Linked DNA regions of Mus musculus: all the other regions are linked to region 4. The links are chromatin contacts, found by Hi-C in ENCODE. All regions are on one chromosome and are shown on one strand. The core of a region is the stretch at or near the end of the contact, and the rest is flanking DNA. Distances in the headings are between cores, read along the strand shown.

Region 1 (3,644 bases), core at 200-2,699, about 74 Mb after region 4:
TGTCATGGAACTCACTTTGTAGAACAGGTTGGCCTCGAACTCAGAAATCCACCTGCCTCTGCCTCCCGAGTGCTGGGATTAAAGGCGTGTGCCACCATGCCCGGCTCCGGCCTCTCTCTTTAAGTTAGCTTAAAGCATCATCTATGGCTGCTTCTTTGCTCTAAAGATAGAACTGGATATTTCAACACAGTCAGGATGGTCCACAAAGCCAAGGCTGGTAACACCCGGCCTTTGGGGAAATGCTGGCTAGCCCATCATTCCTCTGCAGAGAAGGTAGATGCATCTTGATAACCCTGGGGCCTTCATGGCTATTCTGGAGCCATCTGGGGAATGGCTCACATTGGAGAGCATGTGCTGTGTACTGCATCAGGGAGCAGAGGCCACACCTACATTGCACATGACAAAGGTCTGTCCATCCCAAACCATCACTAGTAACAATGAGGGGAACCTGCTCCACACCTGTCACTTGGCACCTGCTCTCCCCCAAAGTAGAGGCTCAGGGATGGCATTTGCTGGGCTCCTTTGCTCGGTAACTGTGGAGATGACAACAGGAGACCCCGTCCTTTGCAAGAAGGTCCCCCTCCAAGATGCTTTTATCATCCATTTGCCCCGTGATCATAACAATAGGGTTCAGACAAATGTTCTGCCTCAGAGATGGGTACCTGGCCAAACTGAGCATGACCTTTGACCTAGCCAGCTCTTTAACTGGTTCTGAGATCACAAACCAGCCAGACCAAACTCAGTAAAAACAGCTTTAATTCTACGATCCAGCCTCCGATGGGGGCTCATAGCAACACCGCAGAACAAGGAAAAGCTGCATAACTCCATCTTCTAGGCTCTGCAAAGCCCCACATTCTACCCCTCCTTCCCATACCAGACTAGCCGAGCAAAGCAAGCTCTGTCTTCAGTTCAGGGTCTGAATGTCTCCAGAGCCTAAGATCCCAAATCTGTATACGACTTTTCTCCTTCCCACTCTCTCTCCATTCTCTTCTTTTCGTGGCTCCGGAGCCCCACAGCGCAGTAATACACAGCCTCGTCCTCAGGCTGCAGTTCAGAGATGCTCAGATACCCCAGGTTCCTGGCCGTATCTTTGGACCCGGAGAAGCGAGGTGGGATATCGGGACCCTGGTGCTTGTCTGAGTGTGAGAAGTATCTCAGCAGGAACCTGGGAGGGTGGCCCGGCCTCTGCTGGTACCAGTAAATGCTGTAAATGCCAATGTTATGGTCGTTGCTCAGGGTACAGGAGAGGCGGATGGTGGCTCCAAGGGAAGAAGATGCTGATGGTGGCTGATGCACCATGGGCTGAGGGCCACAACCTGAGAAGATAGAAGCATGTCCATCACTGGGGCAGAGCAAGGCCACAGGAGGAGCAAGGAAGCCCTGGACCCCAAGAGTTCCCTTACCTGTGAGGTGGGCCAGCAGCATGAGCAGGACAGACGTCCAGGCCATGGCTCCAGACCTGCAGCACCCTGCCCCCTACAGCCACTGCTCCTGGGACCTGACCAGCTGGGAAGCACTTTCCTTCCTGCTTTGGGGAGAGGGTCACTGCACCCCTGGTTCCTGCTCACCACCCTCCCAGGTTTTCTGGGCTCTGTAACTCTGTCACTTACCAGAATGGTCTAATGGAAGCCTTTGTGGCTCTGGGTTTGACCCAGGGAAGCATTCTGGGAGGAAGCACCTGCTGGAAAGTCATGGGCCAGAACCCAGGACTGTGGGCTCATCTCCCTGAGGGAGAGTGACCTCAACTCCCCCTGAGAGGCTGAGCCCCACAGAAGCAGATCTGTAGTTCACATTTAAATGCCTGGTGAATGGAATGAGAGGTTAATAAAAACCATGTCTTCATACAGCAGGAAATTTGGGGTCTCAGAAAGAGGAGAACGCTCTGATTCCTTCTGAGCTCCAGAAGAGCCTGCAACCTGAATCTTCCCCACCAAGAACAAAGTGGCTTAAAAAAGAGAAAATAGCAGGGGGCCTAGCTTCCTGCCTTCCCACACTCAGCTCACTGCACATGTGTCTACGACAAACTAAACTGTATCTCCATCTTACAGTGAAGCCATTTTCTCCAGTGGACCTATATGTGCATTTAGGAGCTATTAGAAATAATTAAGCTTAAATGAGATGGGGGGCGGGACCTGAAAACAGAAAAGTTGTAAAGATGCTGTGGCTGAGGGAGGTCAGGAGAAGGTCTCCATCTCTGTGCTGAGACATCCTGTGTCAGGTCCTTTCTCTGGAAAGCTTAGGAAGAACCTGCTGACACCCTGACTTTAGACTTCCCACCTTCAGAGATAGAAGAGAGTTAATTTCTGTTGTTTAAACCATTTAGCATGCAGAACCTTATCCCCTGCAGCCTTAGAAAATGGATACAGAAATATCCTACTCTGTGTTGGCTACAGTAATAAGATGTTATCCATCAGGTATCAAATAAACAACAGAAGCTTATCTTTTACACATCTCAAAGTTGCAAAGTCCAAGTTCAGGGCTCCAGATCATTCTCTCCTTCGTCTTTCGGATCATCTTCAGCTCCTGCTGAAGCCTTGTTTTCTGGCTTCCGGAGGCTGCACCTGTTTCTGACCTCACATGACAAGGGAAACGGAGCTATGTGGAGCCCTCTTATAAAGACTTACAATCCTCAAAGGCCCTGCCCTCTCCCCATCACCCTGAGGGTTCCTATTTCAGCCTGTGAATGTTAGAAGACACATATTCAAACCATAGCCAAAGTGACTCCAGAGTGTCCCCAAGAGCCTCTCCCACATGCTCATTCTCCTACAAAAAGCTGGAGTTTCCCTACCCTTGAACCCTTCTGCTGCCTATGTGACTCCTCATGTACCAAATAACACTGAGTCATCTTGTCTGCCAGTCACACATGATGGGGTCCACCTGAATAAATGAACCTATGTCTGGGCCAAGGCTGGAATCTATTCTACCTGCATTCTCACAGACCAATATCATCAGCACCAAAGAAGAGTAGGAAGACCTCTGCAGACACAGGGCACTTTGAATAGCCTTGTCCAGTCATGGTTGTAACCATGCCTGACCTGTTGCTCCTACCTTCTCACACATGCTTTGAGGCATAGAATGAACCATGGATACTCAGTTCCAGAATGAGAGAAAAACTATGGTCAGTCATTCACTCAGTCATTCACTCATCTCTGTTCCACTAGTCCATCCATGAGTTTGGCTTGTGTTTGTAAAAGGTACTAGTACTGCCTGGCTCCCACAAAGAACTTCAGGATCAGAGCTGAAGATGGTCCTGCTTGTGAATGTCAACACTACAACCAGACCTCCTCCTCCACCTGTGGTTCCCTCTCACTGCTGACAGAATTAGAGATTTCTGGTCCTGATGATTCTCAGAAAAGAAATGTGGTGGAGAACAGAGGAGCCAGGAACCACGTCCAAAATACAGACACCCTGGCCCCACACCCAACCATACAGACACCCTGGTCTCAACCTTGTTTTTACAGACTTAATCTCTCCTTCTAGGACCCTCATACCACCCATCTGGAATGATTGGCCTCAAATGGATACCACATGTGAAGGGAAATGTCTGAAGCCTCCTAGACACTACAAGAGAGGGTTCTGGTGTTATGAAATATAATGCCATGAGGGGGTATATTTGGTGCTAAGGGGTACCCATGAGAAATGAA
Region 2 (3,331 bases), core at 141-2,640, about 72 Mb after region 4:
GAGGCTAGATATTCCTAATATGAAAATCTGAAATCTAAAAATTGACAAATAAGTCTGTTGAGCCCAGATTTTTTTGTGTGTATGTTTTGTTTTTTGAGACAGGATTTCTCTGTATAGCCCTGACTGTCCTGGAACTCACTTTGTAGACCAGACTGGCCTCGAACTCAGAAATCTGCCTGCCTCTGCCTCCCAAGTGCTGGGATTAAAGGTGTGTGCCACCACCACCCGGCGAGCCCAGACTTTTAAATATAAATTGTATACCTCTAGAGGTAAAGTAAAGATAGTCAATATACTCTCCTGACCATGTTTCATTTAAAATGAACGTAGTGTTGAAATATTTGAAATGTAATTTTATTTAGTCTTATGGAACCACATAATATAGATGTTATAATTACTCAAAGTTAATGAGTGAAATTATGTTTTAGGTGAATAGTTATCATTGTTCACACAGGTAAAGTAATGTGTTGTAAAAGTTTGAAGTATACACTTATGATTCATCTAGCTATGCTATTCAGTGAAACTGTTAATATTAGACTCATGTAAAAATACCTCTGTTAAAATTAAATAATAAAAATATTGTTTAATGTTTACTTTCATGATGATCATTTATATTCTTAAAACACATTTTGATTAATATACTTCTAAAGTTGGAATGATAATGTATCTGCTTATATGGTATCAAATAATCAAGATTCATCTTAGTAAATTAATTGAATTTAGTAATTTAAACAGTAAATTTCATCATTTTTCCACATAGATTTTTTTGTCTGACATGGTAACTAGCCTCCATGGAAAATGTACTAGAAGGAGCATGGAGTTCCATGTTCTCGAAATTTTTTTCATAATGTTAGGTATTATGAAAAGGATGATTGACACTACACATGGGTACTGACTTCTTCCTCAGAGTAGATACAAAATTTTTGATATATGTTTTTATGGAATCTTCCATTTCTGTTGCTAAATAATATAAATTTAAAAGTCATATCAAACCAATCATGGTGGTGCATGCAAATCTGTAATTCTAACACTTTAGAGGTTAAGGCAAGAGGACAATGAGTTTAAAGGCAAACATGGCTACAGAATAAAAAAGTATGTGTGTGTGGGAGTGTTTGCGTGTGCATGTACAAGAAAGAGAGAGAGGAGAGAGAGGGGGGGACAAGGGGTAGAGGGAGAGGAAGACAGAAGCAAAGAGAGAGAGAGACAAAAAGACAGAGCTCTTAAAAATAAGTTTTAGCCTTTCCTATTACCAAATAAAATAGCTGATGCACAAATATAGATTTTACTTATATTTGCATAACACTGTCTATCTAGTTTGGAAGGAAACATTAGACATGTGTATAACACAATGCAACCTTTATTATATATTTTGTCTCCTCAGTGAACATACTGATGATGCAATGGAACAACTGGACCAGGAACTCTGATTTCATCCTACTAGGATTTTTTGATCACAGTCCTCTTCATACTTTTTTCTTTTCTCTCATCCTGGCTATCTTCTTCATGGCCCTCATAGGAAATTCTGTCATGGTGATTCTCATCTACCTGGATGCCCAACTCCACACCCCCATGTATATCCTTCTCAGCCAACTTTCTCTCATGGATCTCATGCTCATCTCTACCACAGTACCCCAAACGGCCTTCAACTTCCTTTCTGGCAACAAGTCCATCTCCATGGCTGGCTGTGGAGTCCAGATATTTTTCTATGTATCTCTACTTGGAGCTGAGTGTTTTTTATTGGCTGCAATGGCCTATGACCGTTATGTAGCTATTTGTTACCCATTAAGGTACCCTATTCTCATGAGTCACAAAATCTGTAGTCTAATGGCTGCCTTCTCTTGGATTCTTGGCTCCCTTGATGGTATAATCGATGTTGCAGCTGTACTATCTTTTTCATATTGTGGTACCAGAGAAATACCTCACTTTTTCTGTGATATCCCTGCCCTGCTAACTATTTCATGTAGTGATACCTTGATATTTGAAAAGATTATATTTTTCTGCTGTGTAATTATGCTTATCTTCCCTGTAGTCATTGTTATTGCATCCTATATCTGTGTGATTCTTGCTGTCATTAAAATGGCTTCAGCTGAGAGTCGTCACAAAGCTTTTGCCACCTGTTCATCTCACGTCATGGTGGTGGTAATATACTATGGGGCAGCCATGTTCATATACATGCAGCCCTCTTCTAGTCGTTCTCCCAATCAAGACAAACTAGTGTCAGCTTTCTACACCATTCTTACTCCACTGTTGAACCCCCTAATTTACAGCCTCCGCAACAAAGAAGTAGCCAGGGCATTCATGAAGGTATTAAGGATGGATAAGGCAGCAGGATGAGTTAGTTGATTTTTATGCTCTTTTTAAGCCATGCTTTAAGTAATTGGGTATAATTACTGAGTCAGAAGGAGTGCTATGATATAAAGTCCAGCTTGATGAACATAATATGATCATGATTTTTCTAGGCTATATAGCAAGCCATATTTTAAAAAGCATTCTTTATGTGTAAAGTTTGTTTATATATATATAACTGAAACATTGTAACACATAACATTCTTTCATTATTGTAGATTTATACCAACCAATAAAATTAAAACTGAAAAAATTGGCATTCTTTTTTAAACTTATTTTTATTACATATTTTCTTTATATACATTTCAAATGAAAAAGTTCCTTATACCCTCCCTCTCCCCCACTCCCCTACCCACCCATTCCCACTTTTTGGCCCTGGCATTCCCCTGTACTGGGGCATATAAAGTTTGCAATACCAAGGGGCCTCTCTTCCCTGTGAGGTTCGACTAAGAAATCTTCTGCTACATATGCAGCTAGAGACATGAGCTCTGAGGGTACTGGATAATTCATACTGTTGTTCCACCTATAGGGTTGCAGACCACTTCAGCTCCTTGGGTGCTTTCTCTAGCTTCTCCACAGAAACATAAAAGTTGGTATTCTTATTTGTTCAAATATTCCATTTTTTCTGTCACCAGCTCAATGTATTATTATCAGTAATACAATTTTTCCTCTCACAGTGATTACTCATACACAATCTTTAAGAGTTTCTTCCATTGAGTCCAATTTGGTTTGGACTTGTAAGGACTTGTAGTCCTTTGGCTAAATGAAACTACAAAATCTTAGATTAGTATTCAATTCTAATAATAAAAATAAATGAAAATAGTACTCAGATGACAAAAGAAATATACCAGATTGAAGCATAGACATGCCATGTGTATTATTCTACACAATACTGAAGAATGAGGAATTTTCATTTATTTTGTTATTGTGCAGAAAATGATATCCTACACATGAGAGTGAAAAGTTAATAAGAATCATTTGAGTATAA
Region 3 (3,303 bases), core at 347-2,846, about 87 Mb after region 4:
CATCCACTCAGAGACAAGGAAGGAAAGGAAAGACCTGCAGGGAGCTAAGGACAAAGATCTGGAAGGATCCGCAGGAAACCTGTTGACAAACCTCAGAGGAAGTCAAAGGAGCATGGAGGTGTGAGACAGAAAGAACCCCATGTGTTTTGCAAAGCCAACTGTACTGCTAGTTCTCACCCACTCTTTCATGGTTTTATCTAATTTATCAGAGAGAATCTGGGATTAGGTAAGAGGTTCCTGGTCTAGACCCATGGCTCTCAATCTTCCTAACCTTGCATCACAGTTCTCCATGTTATGGTGACCACAAATATAAAATTATTTTTGTGGCTACTTCAAAACTGTAATGTAAATATTTAATCTGCAGGATACCTAATTTTTGGACTCCTGTAAAAGGAAAATTCAACACACAAAGGGATTAAGACCCACTGATTGAGAACTGCTGGTCTAAACCCTTAAGCATTTGCAATCAAACCAATAAGCCCCTTGATCAGACTGGGTTGAAGGTCACTTGCTCAGAAAGGCCTTTCCCAGCACCCTCAACATTCCATATTTTCTCCTGAGCATGAGGACAGAGGCCCTGCATCTGGGGGTGGGGTGCTCTCACCTTCATTTACTCTAGACCTACATGTCCCAGGAATGTAGGCTCCTGATTCAAAGGGTCCAACCAGTTTAATTTCCTCTTCCTTATATTCCAGGCACCCCCCCAGTGCAACAAATATCACTGTGCCTGGCCCTATGCACCCTCTCCCACCCATTTACTTTGCCCTCCTCCTGCCCAACGGACTGTGCCTGCTTCAGACTCCCAAGTGAGGTCAACCTCAACCACCTAGAGGCTGCTCGCTGTCAAGGCACAACTGTCCTGCACAACTCGGAATCTCAGCACGATGGCCTATGCGGTTAGCAGTTAGCACACCAAATGAGGGAAGGCAGAGGGCGCTGTGTCCAATGTTGATTACAGAGGAAACTGAGCACACAGGGAGGTCTTACACTCAGGTCATACAGTGATGCAATGCCCTTCCTAGCCACCTGTACCCTTGTCCTTCAGCCACACCAAGCAAAATGCTGTGACAAAGCCACTTGGTGTACATATCCTAAGAAACAGAGCAACTCCTCAGGAACGTGAGGGAATGTAAGCTTGCTGGGTTTCCATCATTACCTCACTCTAAGGAAGGAGAAAGAATGGCAGAAAGAAGGTGGCTGCCATGCATAAGAAATTACACTGACTGTGCCAGTGTGCTGACTGACACACTGCCCCTAAACCCAGCTCTATGATGCAACTGGGGCAACCTGCAAGATCAAAACATCATAGGTCCTAAAGAATGCTGCTCTCAGGAATGCTCCCCAGGCCCCAGACTTCCTGACAAATGAGAGGCAGTGAAGGCAGCTGCCCCACCGCTTGCCCAGTCATCTGTTCTCTGAACCCTGGACTGTGCCTATCTATACACGTGCACAGACCAGCACTTCTCTCTGCTCCACATGGAACTTCCCAGTCTCTAGGGTTCAAACTCTTATGTAACCTGGCACAGGATGGGGTACTGACTGGGCTGGTGCCACAAGGGAAGTCACCCCTAGCTGGAATCTTGGCTCATCTGCAAACTAGAGATAACAGGCCCAGCTAGCAGCACCTTGCCTCACTCAGGACACCCCGAGGACTAGCAAGTGAAGACACTTGTGGCAATGTTTCCCAGCCTGTTTGCTGGATGGACTGCCTGTAGCTCCCCACTCCCAGCATGGAAGAGGGAAAACAATGGTAAATCAAGCTAAATTAGGCGCAGGAGTGATTAAGAAAGATTCTAACTTTAGCTGCTGTGTCTCCACAAGCTTAGCCTAGATAGCTCTTATCTGGTGAAGGTTTCCATCACATGCAGGATGGCCCCAACTGCTGGGCACTGGAAGAGGCTGAGAGCACAGCATATGCTGGGGTAGCTGGCAAATGGGATGATTCTACAGTTTTCTATGCAAAGGTCAGTAGGATAATACATCAAGGGTATGAAGGTAAACCATCAACATCCCCAAGTAACAAAACAAGCCAGAAGCAAGCGTCAGGTCCCAAAGAAACTCAGAACAGATGATTCTCACCCTCCCCTCCCACCCTGAAGACTCTTTAGGCCCTCAGCCTTGTTTGCCTTCCCCCAGTTTCTGAAACCTATAGAACCAAGCTATTTGGTCTGGTTTTCTAGGTCCTCTGTTCTGGCTTCTGATCTTCTCTCCTCTCTCTCTCTCCCCTTTCAGTTCAGTCTAGATCTTTCCAGATGTCTCTGGCTGAATTCTCCTTATGTGTACAGTAAAAACCTCCTCAATCATGCCTCTACCAGTCAGGTTTGCATTTTCAATTATCTGGTACCAAAACCAAGGAAAGGGATGTTTGAGCCTCCCTCCACCCTCTTTGTCTAACTGGTGTTTCTCTGGCTCCTGGAGCCTGAACATCTATCTCTCCACCACTCTGGCTTCTACACCTTCTACACATGGGCATCTCTCTACTAAGACACTCCAGGATAGAAATTAGAGCCTGGTTTCCACGCAGGCCCAAAGAGAAGCAGAAATTTAAGGACAGGGGCTGGTGAGATGGCTCAGTGGGTAAGAGCACCCGACTGCTCTTCCAAAGGTCCGGAGTTCAAATCCCAGCAACCACATGGTGGCTCACAACCATCCGTAACGAGATCTGACTCCCTCTTCTGGAGTGTCTGAAGACAGCTACAGTGTGCTTACATATAATAAATAAATAAATAAATAAATAAATACATAAATAAATAAATCTTAAAAAAAAAAAAAGAAATTTAAGGACAACAGCAGCATCTCACCCCAGAGCAGTTTGTTTGCACAGACTGAGTCGAGCCAGGTCCCTACTGACCTCTAAGTAATGTACTCTCAGTCTTTTGTTTGTTTTTGTTTTTTCGAGACAGGGTTTTTCTCTGTATAGCCCTGGCTGTCCTGGAACTCACTTTGTAGACCAGGCTGGCCTGGAACTCAGAAATCCGCCTGCCTCTACCTCCTGAGTGCTGGGATTAAAGGCGTGAGCCACCACGCCCGGCTTACTCTCAGTCTTAACTACCTTAGTAAGAGAGGTGAGCAGAGCCTTTTAGGCAAGAGCAGAATTCACCACTGGGGAAAGGTCCCTTTTCTATTTACTTGAGATAGGAGTCTCAATATGTTGTCCAAGTTGATCTCATATTTATGGGCTCAAACCTCCTGCTCAGCCACTCAAGGAGCTAGGTTACACTTTGCTTTTATACTTTTGTGGGTGGGTGGGAATGAAACCAAGGCCTCCCACTGGACTACATACATCCCACACAACAGGGCAGA
Region 4 (3,142 bases), core at 407-2,906:
AGGACATGAAGATCAAGGCCTTGGAGGAGATCTACCTGTTCTCCTTGCCCATTAAGGAGTCTGAGATCATTGACTTTTTCCTGGGTGCAGTCCTATAGGATGAGGTTCCGAAAATCATGCCAGTGCAGAAGCAGACTCAGGCTGGCCAGTGGACCAGGTTCAAGGCATTCGTTGCTATTGGGGACTACAATGGTCAGGTTGGTCTTGGCGTTAAGTGCTCCAAGGAGGTTGCCACTGCCATCTGAGGGGCCATCATCTTGGCCAAGCTTTCCATCGTCCCTGTGTGGAGAGGCTACTGGGGGAACAAGATTGGCAAGCCCCACACTGTTCCGTGCAAGGTGACAGGCCGCTGTGGCTCTGTGCTGGTGCGTCTCATCCCTGCCCCCAGAGGCACTGGCATTGTCTCTGCTCCTGTGCCCAAGAAGCTCCTGATGATGGCCGGTATAGATGACTGCTACACTTCAGCCAGGGGCTGCACTGCCACCCTGGGAACTTTGCCAAGGCCAACTTTGATGCCTTCTCCAAGACTTACAGCTACCTGACTGCTGACCTCTGGAAAGAGACTGTGTTCACCAAGTCTCCTTCTCAGGAATTCACTCGTCATCTTGTGAAAACCCACACCAGAGTCTCTGTTAAGAGGACCCAGGTTCCAGCTGTGCCTAAAACATAAGAGTTTTTATACGAGAAAAATAAACGAATTAACTCTGTTAAAACAAACAAACAAACAAAAACAAACAAACAGGAATCTTTTCCCTCGAAATATATATTTTTATTTGGTTACTGTTCCTCTCTGTGTTTGGAAAGGATTTACATGAAGCTCAAATAAATCTTGTTTACGGTCCTTCTCGCACTTGTGGGAGGAGAGTCCCTCTCCAGCGTGCATCCGTGTGCACTTGCGTGTGTGCTTACACTTGTGTGTATCTGTGGTAAGTGCACATGAGTATGTTTTGAACAAGACGTGAGCTTTGACCTGTGAAAAGGCCCACAGAGCAGAGTTGCTGAGAAAGGACAGTTTTGGTTTGTTTGTTTTTTCAGTCTCAGCCTCGGTGTCATTGCATGTAGCTTGTCTAGGAACGGGGCCTTAGCTGCTCATGTAGCCGCAACAAAAACGCACTGGGGGAAGTGAGTCTGACTTGCTTCCTGCTCCAACCCCTTGGGAGCAGCCAGTTGGCATCTCTCGAGGCAGAGTGGGTTACCACACTGCGGAGGGTGTAAATAAAAAGGCCTCAAGTAAAAAGACTTTCTGTTTTAATATGACCCCGAGGCTTTTCTAAGAATGTGAGCACTTTCCACAGGTCTTTGGGAACTTTTGAACCCCTATGGGGGCTTCGTCCCTCCCATCTGGGATGCCCCCAGCATGGCAGGGATCCATCCTAGGAGCCCCCAGTTCAGAGACAGGCGAGCTATGTTCCTCAGCGGTGCCTTCTGTGAGGCCTGCCTGGGCTTTTGTCCCGAGGTCAAGGTGGGTTGCATATTGCTGCTCTAACATGCCACAGACTTAGTGTTTCAAGATAAAAATAGCAAAAGGGTTGATACAGCTATGGCGCTGGGGGAGGCTCCAGGGGAAGAGAGATTCACTTCCTTGCTTTTTCTAGCTTCCTGTTCGTGGGCCCTTCTTACGTCAGCAGCAGCACAGATTCTCCAGTTGTTTGGCTCCTTCCCTCTCCTTCTTGCTTGTTCCATCTAGCTTTCGATCTCTCTCATCCTCTCACTCTCTGACCCCCTCTCCCCTTCCACATACAGGGAAACTTGTGCCCTGCCACCAAGGCCCATGTCCCAGAGGTTGGTCCCAGCCTGTGTTACTGCATGTGGTGGAACCATCATTTAAGACATAGGGCCCAATGGGAGGAAGTTAGGTCATTGGGAACGCACTGTCGAAGGCTCCAGTGAACCCCACCATTCCTCTCTCTTTGTCTCAGCCAGGTCCTTCTATCATAAGTTCTGTGTCACCAGAGGTCTAAAGAAACAAGGCTAAGCTACTGCAGATTTCGGTTTTGGAAACTGTGACCCAACATGAGCTTTCTCTCCTTGAAGTTGATTGATTTCAGGAGTTTTGCCACAGCACAGGAAGCTTGCTAATATTCCCATGTTGGCTGTTAGATCGCGGACATCTTTGGGACCCTTAATCCTCCCAAGCAGGGGTGGCACAGACTGACTGGAGCAGAGGGGGCCTTTCTCAGCACTCTTTTTTGGGTCTGTGTTTCATTTCCAAGTGGGCATTTCATACCCAAATAGCAGCCTTGGCTGGCCACTATGTCACCTTCCCTATCTCATCTCTACAGGCCATGACCTGGTAAGGATATGCATCCTGGGACTGGCACTGACTTTGTCCTTGTTAACTTACTAACATCCTGGCTTAACTAGAAAGGGAAGTCCAGGGAGTGTAGTTCAGTGGCAGAGAATCTACCCAGTGGGCCCTGGGTTCCATCTCCAGAACTGAAAGGAAATAAAATAAAATAAAATAAAATAAAATAAAATAAAATAAAAACAACAGAAAATCTAAATGGTATAGAAGGGTTAGAGTTCTCCTCTGGCCCAGAGAGATAAGAGCCAGAAGGATTTGAGGCAGTTCTTGATGAAGCCTCACAGGTCTGTGAGCAAGATAGCAGCCTCCTGGCTTCAAGAAGGCTGTGGGGATTCCGACACCCGGGCAGAGCTGGCCAGTCTTTAGGTCTGGGTAGGGAGAAGGCTTACTGGATAGCAGCTTTCTTTATTGAATCCTTTTAGCTTCTCTAGAGATAAGGCCTGGGGACAAACTCGTCTTGTATAAGATCAGGCCACAATGGAGGCTTCCAGGGAAAGCTGAAGAGAGCAACCCTAAGTCCCTCCTGGATTAGCTTGGCCAACACCTCTGGAAATCAACTGAACACTGCTTCCCAGTAATAATGATAATAAAAAAGCCAATGCTGTGCCCCATTTCCCCCTTATTTAGAGTTGGTAGGAAAGCAGTTTAGACCAAGGAATATGCTACAGGGCTGTTTGGGCTGTGTGCATGAAGAGGAGCCACACCCTCTACTCACGATTTGATGTCCGAGTTTTTGGTTGGAAATAATGTTCATATGTTTCAAATGGAAACAATTCATATGTCTCCATTTGCACGAAGTTCTGAGTAGTAGGATAAACACTGTGAGAGCCATCTGTT

The links. A loop is a pair of places that touch in the nucleus more often than their neighbours do.
Region 1: a map of regulatory T cell shows a loop between it and region 4 (13-fold over the local background). The contact joins the promoter of Vpreb2 here to the enhancer-like site in region 4. A Hi-C loop is called at or near these places in 3 of 37 maps with a recorded cell type or tissue (T-helper 17 cell and regulatory T cell).
Region 2: a map of T-helper 1 cell shows a loop between it and region 4 (30-fold over the local background). The contact joins the promoter of Olfr165 here to the enhancer-like site in region 4. A Hi-C loop is called at or near these places in 4 of 37 maps with a recorded cell type or tissue (T-helper 1 cell, T-helper 17 cell and regulatory T cell).
Region 3: a loop to region 4 is called in a map of T-helper 2 cell, with 44 times the contacts of the local background. The contact joins two enhancer-like sites. A Hi-C loop is called at or near these places in 5 of 37 maps with a recorded cell type or tissue (T-helper 1 cell, T-helper 17 cell, T-helper 2 cell and 1 more).

The regions. Positions count from the first base shown.
Region 1 is chr16:17,978,370-17,982,013 of GRCm38, reverse strand. Vpreb2 (pre-B lymphocyte gene 2) reads right to left here and starts at 1,449. Exons shown (of 2, transcript NM_016983.1): 1 at 1,404-1,449; 2 at 934-1,316. The coding sequence starts at 1,449. The coding sequence ends at 934.
Region 2 is chr16:19,406,076-19,409,406 of GRCm38, reverse strand. It overlaps Olfr165 (olfactory receptor 165), which reads left to right and starts at 1,390. Exons shown (of 1, transcript NM_146466.1): 1 at 1,390-2,331. The coding sequence starts at 1,390. The coding sequence ends at 2,331.
Region 3 is chr16:4,895,009-4,898,311 of GRCm38, reverse strand. The region is part of intron 1 of Mgrn1 (mahogunin, ring finger 1); the gene reads right to left. Among named protein-coding and RNA genes, the nearest start is that of Mgrn1, 11 kb to the right of the region's middle. Within about 2 kb of position 1,596, at least 2 of the 3 ENCODE cell types and tissues checked have a DNase peak (open chromatin) inside an H3K27ac peak, as active enhancers do.
Region 4 is chr16:91,536,710-91,539,851 of GRCm38, reverse strand. It overlaps the pseudogene Gm7860. Among named protein-coding and RNA genes, the nearest start is that of Ifngr2, 8.8 kb to the left of the region's middle. Within about 2 kb of position 1,656, at least 1 of the 3 ENCODE cell types and tissues checked has a DNase peak (open chromatin) inside an H3K27ac peak, as active enhancers do.